Regions from separate parts of the Mus musculus genome. Here region 1 is linked to region 2. A link is a loop called in an ENCODE intact Hi-C map of the cell type or tissue named here. Cell type or tissue: heart. All regions are shown on one strand. Links, peaks and the distances in the headings refer to the core of each region. The heading gives the core; the rest is flanking DNA. Region 1 holds the start of Zfp385c (zinc finger protein 385C). Region 2 holds the start of Hap1 (huntingtin-associated protein 1).

Region 1 (8,319 bases), core at 175-8,174, 340 kb after region 2:
AGCAGTCGGGAAGCAGAGGCAGGCGGATCTCTGTGAGTTGGAGGCCAGCCTAGTTCTGTTCCTTGGATAAACCTTGTTTCAGAGGGGGTTGGGGGAGGAAGAAAGAAAAGAAAAAAGGTAAGCCAACACCGGAATTCATCTCTTTGCTTCCTGACTTCTGAGACAATGTGTCCAACTGTCAAACACAATGTGTCTACCTGCCTCTGGTTTCTGTCTCATTTGGCCTGAGCTGGCATTTGGCCAGGCCTCTCATTGTACCTTCTGACTGTAGGCCTGTTGTACCTTCTGACTGTAGGCCTGTTGAACAAACCTTTCCTTCCTAAAGTTGCCTCTGTCAGGCACTCTGAAACAAGTAGCTGTCCCAAGGCCAGGGAAGAGTCCTTTTCTCAAGTGGCCCTAAATGGCCAGCTCAAGCTCAGCTAAGGAGAACAAGCTGGAAGATGCTTTCCTCTTTGGGGATCCATAGAAAACACAAAGGTTCTGGCTTTCCACATCTTCTCCTGCTCCTCCACCCCCCCGACCCCCACCCCAGACTCTCAAAACAGGCCAGAACTGTTGTCACGTAGGAATCAGCAAGTCGAGGCCAGGAGGGTGGGGAGGAGGAGAGATGCTAGGCTCTAGAGGGCCATGCAGGAAGTAGGGCAGCTGGGATTTGGCCAGGCCTCTCCATGGGCATCTGGAGTTCAGGAGGGTCTGTGGCTATGGATCTCACCACACCCAAGGAAACCTTAGGCAAATAAACAAGCAGCCAACACAGCAAGTCCTGTGCAGGGGCCGTGGGCATGGTGTGGCCAGCAGCAGGGAGCAGAGAGGCCAGGCCAGGGAACTGTTTAAAGAGGCCCCGTGGCCACAGTGGCGGAAAGACTGGAGCAGGGTGGGGGCACTGTAGTGGTTTGGAGCAGGAAGCTGGACTTGGGATGGTTAGGTGGAACTTGGCTGCTTCGAAGTAGAAAGAAAGGTGTTGATTCAGCTCTGTCCTCGTTCACGCTTCTGAGTGAGGGCATACGTTGTTTGCCTTCCATTTAAGGTCAAACTGGTCAACAAGACAGACAACGGCCTACCTCTCCATTATTCTGAACCCCAGTTCTGCTTCCAGGCCTATGACTGGGCTTTGTCATTGGAGAATATTCTACCTCCAGATTCTCAGTAGAGGGGAACAGAGGCACCAACCCTGACCTGTTGTCTGCAGGTCCCGATACCCCTGATTTGCTTGGAGGAGAAGAGCCCAGAAGTGACAGGATGCTTTGCCACCCTGATCTATGATCCCGAGACACTCATCCATGCTGTTCCTCAGCTTCCTCAAGAAAGTGCGAGCCAGAGACACAGATCAACACGCCTCAGCGGAACGTTAGAGACGTGGTGAACCTGGGGGGCGTTGGCTCACACCTGTCATCCCAGGGCTTAGGACTGCTGTGAGTTCGAGGCCAGCTTGGGCTATATATACAGTGAGTTCCAGTCTAGGCTACAGAGTGAGAGCCTGACTTCAAAATAAAAGAGAACAGACACAGAGAGACAGAACTGCAGAGCCATGGAGCCAGAGAAAAAGAAGCGTGTGTGTGTGTGTGTGTGTGTGTGTGTGTGTGTGTGTGTGCGTGTGGGTAGGGACAGAAAAGATAGAGGGGAGGGAGAGGCAGAGATGGAGCACACAGCAGAAAGAAGACAAACACATTCAAGGCAGAAGGAGGCCCCAAGAACCACACAGACAGGCAACCTAGAGATTCAGGATCCCGAAAGAAACCCTAGAGATGAGGTGCTAGGTGCTAATTGTCAAGTCCCTCAGGGTTTGAGGGAGTCCCAGGAAGGTGGTAATACTGCCTTCTGTCCCCAATACTAAGGCACTGCAGGTGCCTGGTCCTCAGGCACCACTGTCAAGTAAGTCAGCCACTGGCCACTGGAACTGGTTGGTCCCCCAAGGTGAGTGAAGGGCACTGAAGAGGGCAGGGGGGCTGTGAGAGAGGGAGGGGCCTAGGATGCACACTGTAGGGCATCGGGTTAGGTGTGCAAGGGTAGGCACGTGAGACTTGGTGCCCAGGGATGGCTTGTGAGCCAGGTGGCATGCCGGGTATAAGTACTCAAGTGTGGATGGGTGTGTCCATTTACAAAAACAGAACAAAAACAAACAAACAAAAAGAAACAAAAAAAAAAAAAAACTTGCAGTGTTAAGGAGACCAAAGTGACAGGTAGGTTGGTCCCCAAACAGCTCGGTAAGAATCCTGATTGAACAGAGCTGGTCACAACAAAAAGAGGTGACAAACCTTTGTTTTCTGGGCAGACAGGATGTCTAGGTGCCACGGGGCACTCCACAGCAGCCTAGAACAACACGCGCCATTCATTCTCATCAGGAATGATCCTAGACATCAGCAAGCTGACCCCCAACCTCACGAAGAACCAGCCCCCCACTCCCCACTCCCCACCCCCCACCCCCCACCCTGGCTGTAGATGTGAGAAAGCATGGTGGGAATGGGGTGAGGGGGCTAGGAAGCATGCTGGATATTCAGCCTTCTCTTCCTCTGGTCTAGCTTTCATCCCTCTTGCTGCTGCACGCAAGCCGATTTCGTTCTTGCTCCTTGGGAACAGAAAGTCCTACATCCTTGCCATGCTGGGAAGAAAAACAAGCTCCCCTCGACTTTCCCTCCCACTCAAGTATCACAGGACATTAAAAAAAATGTCCTAATTTTGAGTTAGAGAATGAGGTCAGGAGGCCCGGGGGTGGGGGGTGGGTGGGGGACGGGACTGCTTATTGGTGACAACTGACAATTTTCATTTCACCTTGAAACTCCTTCCTTGTCTAGACATATGTGGCCCAAGCCCAGGTTTATGAGCACTCTAACAGGGGAGAGATGTATAGGGAGGGAGTTCACCAAATGGCACTTATGGTCACAGACTTGTCTAGCCAGGTCCCCTGTCACCCAAGTGGGGTACAAAACAAAAGAACCACTAGGAGGCCACAGAAATAAGTCTCAATATCTTAAAGTTTTAATGGTATGGTGGCATGGGCCTCTGATCCCAGTTGCATGAGAAACTGAGGCAGGAGGATTGCCTCACGTTTAAGGCCAGCCTGAGTAACTTTGTCAAACTTTGGCTCCCCAAAACAAACAAAACAAAACCCTCTGGGATATGACTCAGCTACAGACCACTGGCCTAGCACAGACAAAATCCTGGGTTAAACCCCCAGTAATGAAAAAATAACAATAATATATATTTTATAAGATCTGGTTAATGAAATGTCCAATAAGGTCGCATGTATCCCAGGCTAGCCTCAAACTTTATATAACACAGGAAGAACTTACGATGCCCCTGACTCCACCTCCCAAGCTCTGGGATTATAGGCACGGTCTGCCATATACCACACTTGGTTGTGTGCGGTGCTGGCGGCCTTGGGCATGCTTGGTAAGCACTCTACCAACTGAGCTACAACCCCAGTCCCATGTTCAATAAATCATTTTCTAGCCTCCTGCCTTGACAATTATGCCTTCGTGACAACCTGGGAGAGCAGGCTGACAATCAGATTTCTCTGCTTCCGGTGAGGTGAGTTTCACAGCAGAATAACAGTGTAGAGAGATGGCTCCATTCTCCGGGTTCAGCCACCCCTGCCCTTGCTACATTCCTATGGCCAGGTCATGTCTGCACTGCAAGGACCGACCACTGGACACCGGACCTCGGCCTGCTTCCAGCCTGTAAAACAGCACACTAAGCAAGCATTCTAGCGACTGAACTGTATCTCCAGCCATGAGAGAGTGGACCTGATGCTTAGCCTGGTTGACTCTACACTTGATGGAAAGCAGCCAGAGCAGAACGCTTGAAAGTACCCAGCCTAGGGCCTGTGCCCTGCTTCCCTTGCCTAGATTTTAAGGGTACTCATGGATTGGCAGGCTTTGGTGGCCACCAGAACTAGAGCCAGGGCTTGAAGCTTTCCCTCCCTCCACTGGAGGGCAGCTCCCACAATCTTCAGGCAGGATTATTTGTCATCCTGGAAAAATCCAGCCTAGTTTGATCCCAATTTGTGGATTTCTGGAGGCGGGGAAGGCAGGGAGGTAACGCCCACAGGGAATTTTTTGTCGAGTTGGGTATCCAAGCCAGAGCTTGTTCCATCTAGGCACAGCCCCAAGTGGGCCCCTGCCGCTCCCCGGATCCTGCCTCGCCCAGCAGATGTAAGTCCGACACAGCCAGGAGAAGGTGAGGGGTTCTGGACAGCACAGAGATGGGAACCAGCAGGGGACCGGGGCTGGCAGGGGAGGAGTGAAGGGCATTTCCCTTTCTGGACAAGCTTTAAAAATTTTCCACCCCACCTCCACCCCCTGCAGATCGGCTTTGCTGTCCTACCCAGGAGGGGACACTTAGACCTGTTGAGCCATCACCAGGCGCCAGAGACCGGGCTAGATGCTCTTCTGCGAATTCTCATTAAATCCCTGCAGCTACCCTATGAGGTGGGTCCTAACCTTAACCCCATTTTCAAGTAAGGAAGCAAGGACAGAGGTCGAGGACTCAGTGCTAACCCACCCCAAGGTCTCTTGCCCTACAGCTCACTGCCTCCCAGCAAGAAGCTATCCCAGAAGCAGAAAGGATGGTAGGAAATGAGCAAGGGCCAATGAGATGGCTTCGATAAAGACGCTTGCTGCCAGGCCTGAGGATCTGAGTTCAATTCCCCAGTATCCATATACATGGTGGACCTCGAGAGTTGTCTCTAGCAAGTTGTCCTCCAACCTCCACCCACATGCCATGGCATGTAGATCTCTCTCTCTCTCTCTCTCTCTCTCTCTCTCTCTCACACACACACACACACACACACTTGAACATAACACACACACACACACACACACACACACACACACACACACTTGAACATAATACACGAGGAAGAATTTCCTGACAATGATGGTGTGTGTGGGAGGAGATCGTGGAATGCTGGATCTAGACAGTCATGAAAAACATGAAAAAAATCCCCTGCCCTAATCGTCTCTTCAGTCTGTCCAAAGGTTGGGGATGATCTCTGGAAGGTTCCTGGAGTCTTGACTGGGACTAGGTAGCACCCTCCCTCCCTCTGTTCCACACCCCGGGGGTCTTTACTTAAGTGGCTCACAAGGTCCCAAATTGCCTCTCTTTTCTGACTCAGGAATCTTGGCATCACAGCTGAGTTATCTCAGATCAGGTCTCCCAGAAAACCCTCCCTGGAGTTCTGGGAGGCAGAGTCTCATCCTAAAGCCCAAATCCCACATAAGAGGGCACAGTCATCCCAGGCCTGCCTTCATTCTCAGGGTCTGACTCTAAGACACTAGGCAGGATGGACCTGCTGATCCTGGGCCCTCTGGATTCTGGCATTTCCTCATTCCCCACCTCCTCTCGCCATCTATAGCCAAGTGCAAATGATGCAGATGACCCAGGGACACCAGAAAACCCAAGTCCCACGCTGATAGGCAACAGCTGTCACTCACTTGCTCCCAGAACAGAAACCCTTCGGTTCACTCCATTACTCCGAACTGCGAATATATTGCCCTGGGACACACAAAGGGTACTTGGGGTGACGAAGTTCACCTGCTGCCCTTCGGAACATTGTAGTGTCTGCTGCCCGTTGCTGCTTTCCGCAGCCCTTGGACTCTGGCATTATCCCGTAGAGCCAGCGGCTCCCTCCAACTTCCTTAGAGTTTTATCGCACCCGCCTACCGAGCCTAGTTGTCTCTGGGTGTCCCCTAGGTTTGAGACGGGCAGGAGACAGAAGGCTCTGCCTTGTCTTTCCGAGCTGACCTCGAGATCCTCAGAGTGTCTTACCTGCAGGAAAGAGATGCAGCCGGCGGTGGCCACCTGCTCTCGCCTGGTTTGCAGCGCAAAAGCTCTGGGCTCGCGGGCCGGGGCTGGCGGGCTGGGGGCGGGGACGAGCTGGGAGGGGCGGGGTCTCCAGTCCCACCCCAGTCCTGAAGGTGAGGAGTCGGTAAGCATTTTGAGGTTGTTGAGTATAGAGCAGAGAAACAGGGCCACTGGGAGTTCCGGTTTCTTTTCTTTTATCTCTTCCTTTCCCTTCTCTCCCCGTCTCATTTGAAATAGGGTCTTATGTAGCCCAGGACTACCTTGAGCTCTTGGTCCTCTAGCCTCCACCCTCTAAATGCTAGGATTACATACATGCATGTACCACCAATCATGCTTGCTCACGTATGTGTGGGCTCTCTCTTTCCTCCCTTCTTTTTCTTTCTTTCTCCCTTCCTTCCTTCCTTTTGTCATCATCATTGTCATGTTTCTCCTCCCCCACTGCCTCTTCCTCCTCATTTGTTTTTCCCAAGGCTAGGAAGGCTGCACTCAGGCCACATTTGAATTCAACTAGCACCAGTTTTTCTTCAGCTTCCTAAGTGCCAGGAGCACTGGCAACGAACCTACACTTGACTCTCGGAGGGTTAGAAAACCTGAGTCCTCCTGACCTTATACAATTCTATCTGACAGCCTGGTCCAGATGTTCACAAGCCTGGCTCCGCCAGAAGACCCCCCACCCCCCAGCCCAAAGCAGCAACAAGAACAGATTTGCCTGAGTCTCCCTCCCCTCAGTCTGAGGGTCTCACAAAATTGAAGATGGGTGGAGACACCCTTACCCCACCCCCTCCCTAACTCCTGCCTAAAGGTCAGCAATATAAAGACCCAGTGATTAGAGAGACATTAGGCATCCATCTTTTTCCTCTCTCCTGGCAACACAGGGCCCTCCTCCAAACCCCAAACCCCCCTGGCAGGTCCCTCAGCTGTCACTGTTTAGCACTGGAATGACAGGCGTCCAGACTCCGTGAGTCCAGCCACATTCAAGGCCACTGAGCTTAGCACTCTGCCCCCGCCCCCTCCTCCATCAGTCGCTAATTTTATTGACCTGTAAAAGGCACGTTCCTGGCTGGTGGTTGGGGGGGGATGACTCCTGAAGGGACCAAGGACACTCTGAGAAAGAGTTACCCTAGTTAAGATGGCTGCCCAAAAGAGTGGCTGTGAATTTTTAGCTTTAGCCAGAAAAGACTGGGAGAAGAGAGAATCAATTCTTTTCTATGCACTTTGAGGCAGGGCAAGAATGAAGCAGAAGAGATACAGGTTGGATAACAGGAAGAACTGTCATCCTTCTGTGGAATCTGCCCTAACCCTTCCATCCCTCCCCCCCCCCAAAGGTGGCTTGTGCCTGCTGGGCCTCTTACTACAGAAATAGCCCTTTCCCTGAAGAATCAACCTAGATCTTGCCTCTATTAAAATCAGAACAAAAAAAAATTAGGCCTCTCTGATTCTCCCTGCTCCATGCCTACCTGACTCCAGCCCTCCAATACTGGCTCTCGGATGCTTTTTCTCAAGTGAGAAGGGGGGACAAGGGGGGGGGTTGAAGAGTTAGAACCTGTCACAGGGTGGCAAGGAGACAAGGACTTTACATTCTTAAAGAGCCTCAAATTGAAGCTTTTTAGATCTAGGAATGAAACCCAGAGCCGCTTCTGTGATGGGTGTGTTCTCGGCCTGTGAACCCTGTCTTGGGCACCTCAGATTTATCCTGCTGGTGATCTACATGAGAACTTGGCAGACACAGAAGACATTTTTCCTTTCATTTCTTTTTTCTTTCTTTTTTCTTCCTTCCTTCCTTTCTTTTCTTTTTTCTTTCTTTCTTTTTTTTTTTTTTTTTTTTGAGACAACCCCAGGCGGACCTCAAACATACAATGTAGCCAAGGATGGCTTTAAACTTATCTTAGCTACAGTTATTATTCATTGTGTGTGCATGTGTGTGCCGGAGTGTGTGTGTGTGTTTGTGTGTGTGTGTGTGTGTGTGTGTGTGTGTGCTGGAGTATTTATGACTGCACTAGGATGCATGGGAGGAGGTCAGAGAAACAAGTTGGTGGCCCTCACCTTCCCCCAAGTTGGTCCTGGGGGATTGAACTCAGTCAGTCAGGCCTGTAGGCAATACTTTACCCAGTGAACGATCTCATCAGAGCATCCTCCTGTCTCTACCCCTCCAGTGTTTAGAATCCAGGTAGGCACTCGCCATGCTGGCTTTATGCAGTTCTGGACATCAAACCCTGGGCTTTGTACACTGTAGGCTGAGCTCTGACAACTCAGCTAGTCCAAAGGGTAATATTTTAACATTAAAATTTACTCAAGCAGGTAAGTGTGCAAAGAGGGGTAGAAGATAGGCCTTACAGTGGAAACAAAGACATCTGCGAGGGTGCGTTCATCTCTTGACTAGGAGGAGGCATGGCACACTAATGAAGCTTATTTTCCATCAATTACACTTCAAAATAAAAACCGTTACATATTCTCTACTACACCTTTAATTTATGAAGAGCCTCAAAAACAAAAACAAAACCTACAAGGTGCTTGGGC
Region 2 (8,319 bases), core at 268-8,267:
CAAGGAAGAAGGTGGACGGACAGCTGGACTTGTAAGCAGATTTTGCATAAATAAACACTGAGGCAGCAGTTCTAGCCAAGGGGGACTGGAGGCAACTATGTAAATAGTATGTAAATCGTATGCAAAGTCCATGCAAATCAGCACACTGGGTGGGACCTAGTTAAGGTAAGCGATCACTGGGGAGGGGGTGGATGTTCACCTACTCTCACCTCTCATATGGTTGATGATCGAAAGCTTGTCCCACTGGCAGGAGGGTGTCCTCTGCGGGAACACTCACCTTTTGGGACCACCTTCTGCTTCTGCTGCCGCTTAGAGTGGGCGTCCTGCCAGTTGGACAGTTGCTGGAGGACATACTTCATGTCCAGGTGGGAAGGGCCCAGGCCACTGGCCTCCAGGGCGGAGACCACCACATTCATCCTTGTGGTCTCGTCCACCTCCGGTTCCACCTCCTCCCAGGCCTCGGTCTCCTCAGACGCCTGCTCGTTCTCTTCTGCCTGCCCATCCTCAGCTGTCCCCACCTCTTCGATGGCCCCCAGCTCCTCCTCAGGAACCAACTCCTCTGGAGCCTCAAAATCTTCAGGTGGCTTGAGATCTTGAGCCGGTGGGGGTGGCATCGCCCTCTGCTCCTTCTTCCGCCCCTCCCTGCAGTGAGTGTCACGTCTAGGCAAGGAGACAGTGACGTCTTTCCACACGGGCCACCCCAACACTTCACTCCACACACCCTGATAGTCCCCCACCTCAGCTGTCCCAGCTAGGAGTGAGGGAAGAGGGCATCATTGTGGAGGCTTCCAAAATGCCAGCCCACGCCCCCAGCAGGAGGAATGAGGGTTATCAATACCAAGGAGGTTCCTTCCTCTTCACTCCCACCCTTCAGCCTAGAGCAGAGCAACTGGGATATCTCATCCCAGAGCCAGTTGTCATAGAAATAAATCCATTATAGTAAGGCTCAGATGGGTCAGATGGCTTGCCCAAAGAACCCAAAGCAGCCAAACTGGGACTGGGTCCCAGGGCTATTCACCTTCATCTCCAGCCACATTGAGTAAAAAGCCACCTAGAAGGTGAGATCTGAATGGAGAGGGCACAGCCATTCCCAAAACAACCAGCAGATGAGCAGCCGCCCCCCCCAAAAAACACAGATTTCTCAGCGTTTTTCCGCTTACAGAACCAGCAACAAGGGGTTGTCTGGCGGCTGAAATGTGAAGACAGATGATGGGGGGTGGGGACCTTAGCCAGGTCACCCCACGTTTGATGTCTCCCCCCCACCAACCATCTCATTAAATCCTTAACAGAGATCAGGACCTTCGGAACACTGAGGAAACTCAAACTGCAAATTCCTTGGGCCATAAACATTGAAAACTCACAGGGAGCACAGGCATGGTGGCACCTGTCCTGGGAAGGCAGAGGCAGGCAGATCTCTAAGTTCGGGGCCAGCCTGGTCTACAGAGTGAGTTCCAGGACAGCCAGGGCTACACAGAGAAATCCAGCCTCAAAAAGGAGAAGGCTGGTGAGATGGCTCAGCAGGTAAGAGCACTGACTGCTCTTCCAGAGGTCCTGAGTTCAAATCCCAGCAACCACATGGTGGCTCACAACCACCCGTAATGAGATCTGACGCCCTCTTCTGGTGTGTCTGAAGACAGCTACAGTGTACTTATGTATAATAATAAATAAATCTTTGGGCCAGAACAAGCAGGGTCTACCAGAGCGAGCAGGGTTGACCAGAGTGGGCAGAGGTCCTAAATTCAATTCCCAACAACAAGATGAAGGCTCACAAATATCTGTACAGCTGCAGTGTGTACTCATATACGTAAAATAAAGAAATAAATCTTTAAAAAAAAAAAGAAGGAAGAGAAGAAGATGGGGAGGGGGAGGAAGAGGAAGAGGAAGAGGAGGGGAGGAGGAGGATGGGGAGGAGAGGAGAAGGAGGAAAGGAGGGGAGGAGGGAGGGGAGGAGGAGGAAGGAAGGAAGGAAGGAAGGAAGGAAGGAAGGAAGGAAGGAAGGAAGGAAGGAAGAAAGAAAGGAAGGAAGAGAAAGAAAAAAGTCTCAGGTGGAAATGACTGATCCCCATGCAGAGTCCGCAGAGCTAGGCAGTGTGAGCGAGGCAGGATAAGGAGGCAGGAAGGATGCCTGAACATTAGGAGGTCAGAACATTAGTGTCAACCATTCTCCACTCAGAAAAGGTAGTTGGCACTGGGTGGACCAAAGTGAGCATGGCTGAACCAGGCAAGCCTGAGGATCCCAGCTACACACACCTCTCCATGAAATACGCAGGGTCAGTGATGAACTTCCTCAGAGATGTTCGGAGCTCCTCAGCCAGTGTCTCTGGGAAACTTGGAAGTGCATCCTACAGCAAAGAGGGGAGACATTCCACCCCAACACTCAGAAGAAATAATCTGAAGGCAGAAATCAGCCAGCAGGGCTGAAACCCAGGGCACACCGAGGTAAAAAGAGCACCCTCACCAGAGGCACACTGTATCCATAGTGGGTGACAGAGCCTGCGGGCATGGAGGAGCGCTGGCGATGACTCTTCCCATCCTCCTGGCGGTCACGAGGCCTGCTCCCATAATCCTGCATGTAGGAGCCAGCTCGCAGGCTCTGCTAGGACCAGGGGTTTCCAGTCAGGCACTCTGCCTGCTCTTGCTTTAGGCACAAGCAACGACCCCAGCTCCAGACCCAAACAGTGCGATTCTGGGTGACCCTGGCCAAGATCCTGATCTCTACCCTCTCCAGACCTCAAACGAGCTGATATCTGCTGGACCGTGGGCCAGTCAGGGTGGAGGGCAGTAAGGCTCTGCCTGCAACTTGCTTGTCTTCTTTGGAGAGCCAAGTTGTCCCTCCGGGGGGCCTGCATTCCAGATCTTTGCCTAGGAATCATAGAACCTCACCTCCGAGTGGATCCCCTTCTCTGAGGCCAGCATCTGCTGCAGTTTCTCTGTCTGGGCCCCATACTGTAAAAAAAACCATGAGGTGTGAGACACACCCCCCCAAGGCCTCCCACTCCTGCACCTCCTACCCCACCAGTCTTCCCATATCAGAGTCTCTGACAGTCACAAGGAACAGGAGTCATAAAGTGGGGGTCATGCAGCCTGGTTTTGGGAGTGTGTAGGATTCTCTCTGGGTGGACTTGGTTAGGGACGTGGCTGGGCAGGATGAACAGCTCTCCCGTCATCTCTGCCAACTCTGATGCCTACACAGGGAAGGGCTTTGGGCCTGACAGAGCAGCTTACAGACTGACAACGCTGTTGTAGCTTGGTGATCTCGGCCTGCAGCTGAGTGATCTCTTTCTGCTGCCTCTCATAGCCTTCCAGCCTCAACACCAGCACTTCCGATAGCTCTGCCATCTGCTGGCTGGCTTCAGCTATAGGACAAGCACAGATCAGCCTGGCTCTGAGTCTCGGTCCCGTCACCCCCACAGAGGTCCCTCTGGACTTTGGCATTCTTCCCCCAGGTCTTCTTTTTGGAGAATCATTTATTGACACAGAGCAGGGGACTGGAGAATGTCTTGGTAAGACCTGATCCCTTGTCCACACCAGGCACTCTCAACCCCAATAGAATGAGGTACAATGGAGCCAGTGTCAAGGGAAGAGAAGAGGAAAGGGTCCCAGAGGTGGAGCATGTGACCAACTCAGTGCTGCAGAATCTGGGAAGGGCTCTGGAAGGAGCCTCTGGCTATGGAAGCCCCACCACACCGAGAAGGAAGATGCAGGGAATGGGCAGGGGGGAGGGGGAGGGGCAGGGCAGTGAGCAGAGACCAGATCGCAGAGATGGGGGAAGGGGTTGCCGTTATCCTTGGACCAATGGGAAGCCATTTTGGAATTTTTGTCACAGAAACTCATCCTGGCTGGGTAAAAAGGGACCTGGATGGGTAGAGAGACCCCATTATATATTATGAGGTGTCCTGGGCTAGAGACACTGAGACTTGCCAGCTGTGGCTTGCAGGGGAAAGAAGGACAGAGATGAGATTTGGAAAGAGCATAAGCCAGATGCTATATATCCCTTTGAATCTGCATCTCAGTGGGTAGGCTTGAGGTCCTCAGGGACTGACGAAGGCTAACTTGGTGCTAGGCACAGCCTAGAATCAGTGTGTGACTGTGAACTGTCTCAGCCCTAAGTGCCCAGGCTCTGGCAGCTCCTGGCTTCCTCCCTGCCATCCTGTCCACCCTGCCAGCTTGGACTGTTCCAAATAATAGACAGACCCTAATGGCCTCTATGTGTTCTGCAGTGCTCTACCCTTCCTGGGCGCGTGCTCTCCCCGCCTGTCCCCCCTCTCTCCAGAGTCCCACATTAGGTGGTCTTCAACACCTGACCCTCCTGTCTCTGACTCCTGAGTGCTGAGGTTCCAGGTGAGCTTCCACCACGCTCAACAATGGTTCTCAAAACCCTGAGAAGATGAGGAGCAGGCCGTGGCTATCAGTCCTCATTCTAAAGATGAAGGTTCAGGGAAACCAAGGAATCTGTCTGGGCTACCACAGCGGCCAAGTCCCAGAGCCAGGACCTCAGCTCTGCTCTCCAGGCTCCAAACCCTTAGCTCATCCTCTCATCTCTTGGGACAGTGCCCTCCTCTGAATTAACGGTGTCACACGTACAGAACTGCTCCACACATTCCAGAATGAGCATCTGCTCTTCGTCCTCCAGGTTGTCAAGGTGGGAGGCCTGGAGGAAGGGAAAAAGGAAGGGGTGAGGCTGTCACCATCCCCTGCCCAAGGGCGCGCCCTCCTCACTGTCCTCACCTCCTCTCGCAGGTGGTCGTTCTCTTCCTCCAGAAGCCTGAGCTTCTGCTGCAGGGTTTCCAGCTGTGGGCAGCGGTGCGCTGTCTCAGCCTTAGGGTGTCTGGCAGGGGGGGGAGGGCGATGATGAGAGTCAGACTGTAAGGGCTGGAGGATCCCAGTCCCCAAGGCTTCCCCAGCAATGACAGTGTCAGCAGGCCCATGCCCATTTATAAACGAGCAACTGAGGCTCAGAGAACGGATGATCCCGGGCACAAAGGCCGAACACGTACGGCTTGGGGGCACCATAGGGGTGGTCGTGCTGCTGGTCTTGATCCCTCTGTCCTTCTCGTTCCTCCTCTTCGCCCTCTTCCTCGTCTTCCTCGTCTTCCTCATCATCATCGTCATCAGAGTCTGAGTAGAGCTGAAGAAGGTCATCTCGCAGGTTCACCTGCTTCCGGAGATGTAAAATCTAGGGCAGGGGAGAGAAGCCACGGAAAGATGAGCACAAGGGGGCAGAACGGGTGCTAGTCTGGGGAGGGGACACACGGAACTCTCCCTGGTCCTTAGGAACCCAGATACCTCCTCCCTGGCTGAGCCCAGCATGGTTTCCAGCTTATTATTCTCCTCCATCAAGACACTGTTCTGTTTCACCAGGGACTGGCCGATCCGGGCGGCTGTGTTCAGGTCCCGTTCTTTCTGCAAAAGAAGAGCCAACCATTCCAATTCCTTCGAAGTTTCCGGGACCTCCCAAACAGGAGGGAGAAACCAGGGCTAGGTCACAAGAAGACTATCTCTCCAGCACCCAGTCATCCAAGTACCAAAGACTATTAACCATCTCCTGGGTCTGATAAGATCAGTCCAGATTGGTCCTCTGTAATCTACTTGCCTTCCAGGAAAGGGGCCTTCAAGTTGGCTCCCAGGCAAGAAGAAAACAGACAAAAGCCCGAAGTCCTGTAGGGCAGAGTTAAAATGAGGGCTGGCCTGAGTGAGGAAGGCGGTACCCACCTCTTCCAGCAAATACAACATCACTTTGACATCATCTTCGGTGATCTTCTTCGTGGGTGGTGGATTAGGACACAACGCTGCAGGAGGAAAGGCCCAAGTGGGTCAGGGAAAGGAGCCGAGGCTGCCCATAGACCACTACACCCCTCACAACAAAGATTGTGAGACTGCACTCCATCTGGCCCTAACACCCTCTCCACAGCTCCGGATCTCCCCACTCCTGCTTTCTCAGGAGGGGCCTGGATGCTGTAAAGGCAAAACCATCCTCTGGGCTCAGGAACTGGACTCTCAAGACCCCTGGGTCTCTGGGCCCCTCGAGATAAGAAGTCAGGGAAAATACTGGGCTCATCATGCCCACCCCCAATCGGCATCTTAGCCATCACTGGAGTCTCCTCGATCATAAAAACAAATGCAGTCACCCATCCTAAACCTGTTGCTTGTCACAGGAGGGCCAAGTAGACTTCTTCAGCACCCAGAAGCGGGCACCTGAGCCTAAAATTGCCCCCGCCCAGAAGAGGAGGGACAGAAGCCCAGTGCCCCGCCCACTCCTCCCTCTTCATTCCAGCTTCGGAAAAGTACGACCCAGACCCCCTGAGGACAAGTAGTGGTCAAAGGCTCCCCTACACACACACCTCTACCCACCCACGCAGGCTGGTTCCTGCGGGCTAGCGCAGGCTCAAAGCGCACCCGCAGCCCCCGCCCCTCTGCTGGCACTGCGGTAGACGGGGAGGGGGCACTGAGAGTGCGCAGATCTGCCACAGCAACAGGCGCGAAGAGGCGGGCGGAGAGCGCGAGAGAGCTCTGGACCTGACGCACCCACAATAATCGGGAAACCGGAAAAGGGGGGGGGGGAGATGGGGAAAGAGAAACCAAACCGGCACCGCAGACTGTGGTCTCGCGGGGGTGGTGGAAAGGTGGAACTAAGAGCCACAAGGGGGCGGGGCGCCTGAGTCGGTGCACCCCCTCCTACCTGGAGATGCCCAAATAGTGCCCAATGCGGGATCCCCGAGACTCAGTTTACCTTCCTGCAGCTCTCGAATAAACGCCGCACGCTCAGGGCCGGACACGCCGGGCCTCCGGCCGATGTACGCGGCTGGTGTCTTCCAGATTCCCTCGGCCTTTCCAGTGCCCAGGCCAGTGGCCCGGGGACCGTAAGGCCCCTGGAATACGTAGCGGGTCCATGGTGCGTCCGAATCACCAATGATCATGGACCGACAAAAGCTTCCTGTCTTGGTTCGGGATCCTGATTTTTGTCCGGACCCGGTTCCCTGCGCTGGAGCAGGTTTGGGCTCCGCCGAGGGCTCCGGAGCGGGACCAACTGCAGGCTGGGTCGTGGGGGTGCCTGCTGCTGGGTCCCCCGACCCTGTCCCGTCTCCCGCACCGCTCTGCACCTGCTCTTTCGGGCGCATCTTGACTCCGCAGTCCGCTGCCGCAGCCGGGGCTTTATAACCTGTGCTCGGAGCGGGCTCCACTGGGCTGTACCACGCGTGGCGCTAGGGGTGACCGTTGATCAGTTAGTGGTGCCGAGGACTCAGGATCCTGCAAGAAAGCAGCCAGTGGTGACGAGATAGGAAGTAAATAAAAGAAGAAGAAAGAAAGAGATGAACTAGTGCCTAGCTTATTCCGTGGGGTCGAGTCCACGGTGATGGATTTCTCTTCCCTTCCATCTTCTGAGAATGGTTCTGTCCAAAGCCGCCGCTTCCCTGGACTTGAGTAGAGGGACCCGTAGCTTCTGCCTAGAAACAACCCCCCCTTCAGCCCCCCGCGCGCGCTCCCGCCACCCCAGCTTCCAGGGGCTTTCTGTGTTGCCCTACCCAACATTGTGTACAGACCGAGGTGACCTGAGAATCGAGGCAGTACGCCTGTGCCTTCCCAGGTAGACTAAGCGAGAAATCCAAACTCCGGTATGGCTTTCAACGTGTTGCGTGTCATCCACAGGTCCCTCTCACTCTCGCGCTCGCCCCTGGACGTCTTCCATCTTAGTGCGTTCACTCGTTCTTTATTTCCAACCCTAATTCTCAAGCCCTACAGTCCAAGCAAGCACCTGTTCTGTTCTTCAAACATTCCAAAAAGAACATCTTCGGAGGGGATCCTGCTTAAATGTTTCGCTGTGACGACTCTTCAAGATCCCCGTGTACACACACACACACACACACACACACACACACACACACACACCAAAACATCCGTTATCCCAGGGTCTGAACTGATCGATGTCGGTCTCCACGACTTTACCCGTGCTCTTCAGCTCATGGACGGACGTATGCTCCCCAGAAAAATGGCTACTTTGGAAGCTGGCTCTCAGTCCTGAATGAACTGGTTTAAGGGGTGGGAGCTAGGGAGGGCAGTAGCCATTTCTGTGCTTTTAGACTGGGAGACAGGCTAAAGGGAGATGGATGACTCATGGACTCAAGTCTCAAAATCGTTCTTGATGTTCTCCATTCTCCACCATCCTCCAGTGGACAAGGCTATTGACTTTACGTTTTTTAAAATATTTATTTATTTATTTTTTATATCTGGTGTATGAAGGTGTCCATGTCAACATCAGTTGTTGTCCGTCCCTTGCCACCTTATTTTTTGAGACAAGGTTCCTCACTGAATCTGGAGTTC

Evidence for each region. Hi-C counts contacts between places; a loop is a spot of excess contacts. Peaks named below come from ENCODE experiments on the same cell type or tissue, not always from the same donor. Only the 100,000 strongest peaks of a DNase experiment are listed, where the experiment ranks them.
Region 1: a loop joins it to region 2, with 2.3 times the contacts of the local background. A loop is called at or near these places in 8 of 42 quality-filtered maps.

What each region holds. Positions count from the first base shown.
Region 1 is chr11:100,686,635-100,694,953 of GRCm38, forward strand. It overlaps Zfp385c (zinc finger protein 385C), which reads right to left and starts at 5,832. Exons shown (of 9, transcript NM_001373887.1): 1 at 5,767-5,832. Gm38483 (a long non-coding RNA gene) reads left to right here. Exons shown (of 5, transcript XR_880214.3): 2 at 1,190-3,523; 3 at 3,618-4,176; 4 at 4,305-4,427. It overlaps Dhx58 (DEXH (Asp-Glu-X-His) box polypeptide 58), which reads right to left. Exons shown (of 13, transcript NM_030150.2): 13 at 8,250-8,319. In heart, for the core only: a CTCF peak has its summit at 3,933 (motif pointing right); no DNase peak of the experiment used is centred there; H3K4me3 peaks cover 902 bases; H3K27me3 peaks cover 4,047 bases.
Region 2 is chr11:100,348,960-100,357,278 of GRCm38, forward strand. It overlaps Hap1 (huntingtin-associated protein 1), which reads right to left and starts at 7,182. Exons shown (of 13, transcript NM_177981.2): 1 at 6,731-7,182; 2 at 5,713-5,789; 3 at 5,287-5,403; 4 at 4,998-5,176; 5 at 4,729-4,828; 6 at 4,585-4,651; 7 at 3,226-3,356; 8 at 2,884-2,946; 9 at 2,459-2,593; 10 at 2,251-2,342; 11 at 278-660. The coding sequence starts at 7,118. In heart, for the core only: CTCF peaks have their summits at 3,347 (motif pointing left) and 6,644 (motif pointing right); DNase peaks (open chromatin) are centred at 6,302, 6,492, 7,102 and 7,442; H3K4me3 peaks cover 2,648 bases; H3K27ac peaks cover 1,843 bases; H3K27me3 peaks cover 3,583 bases.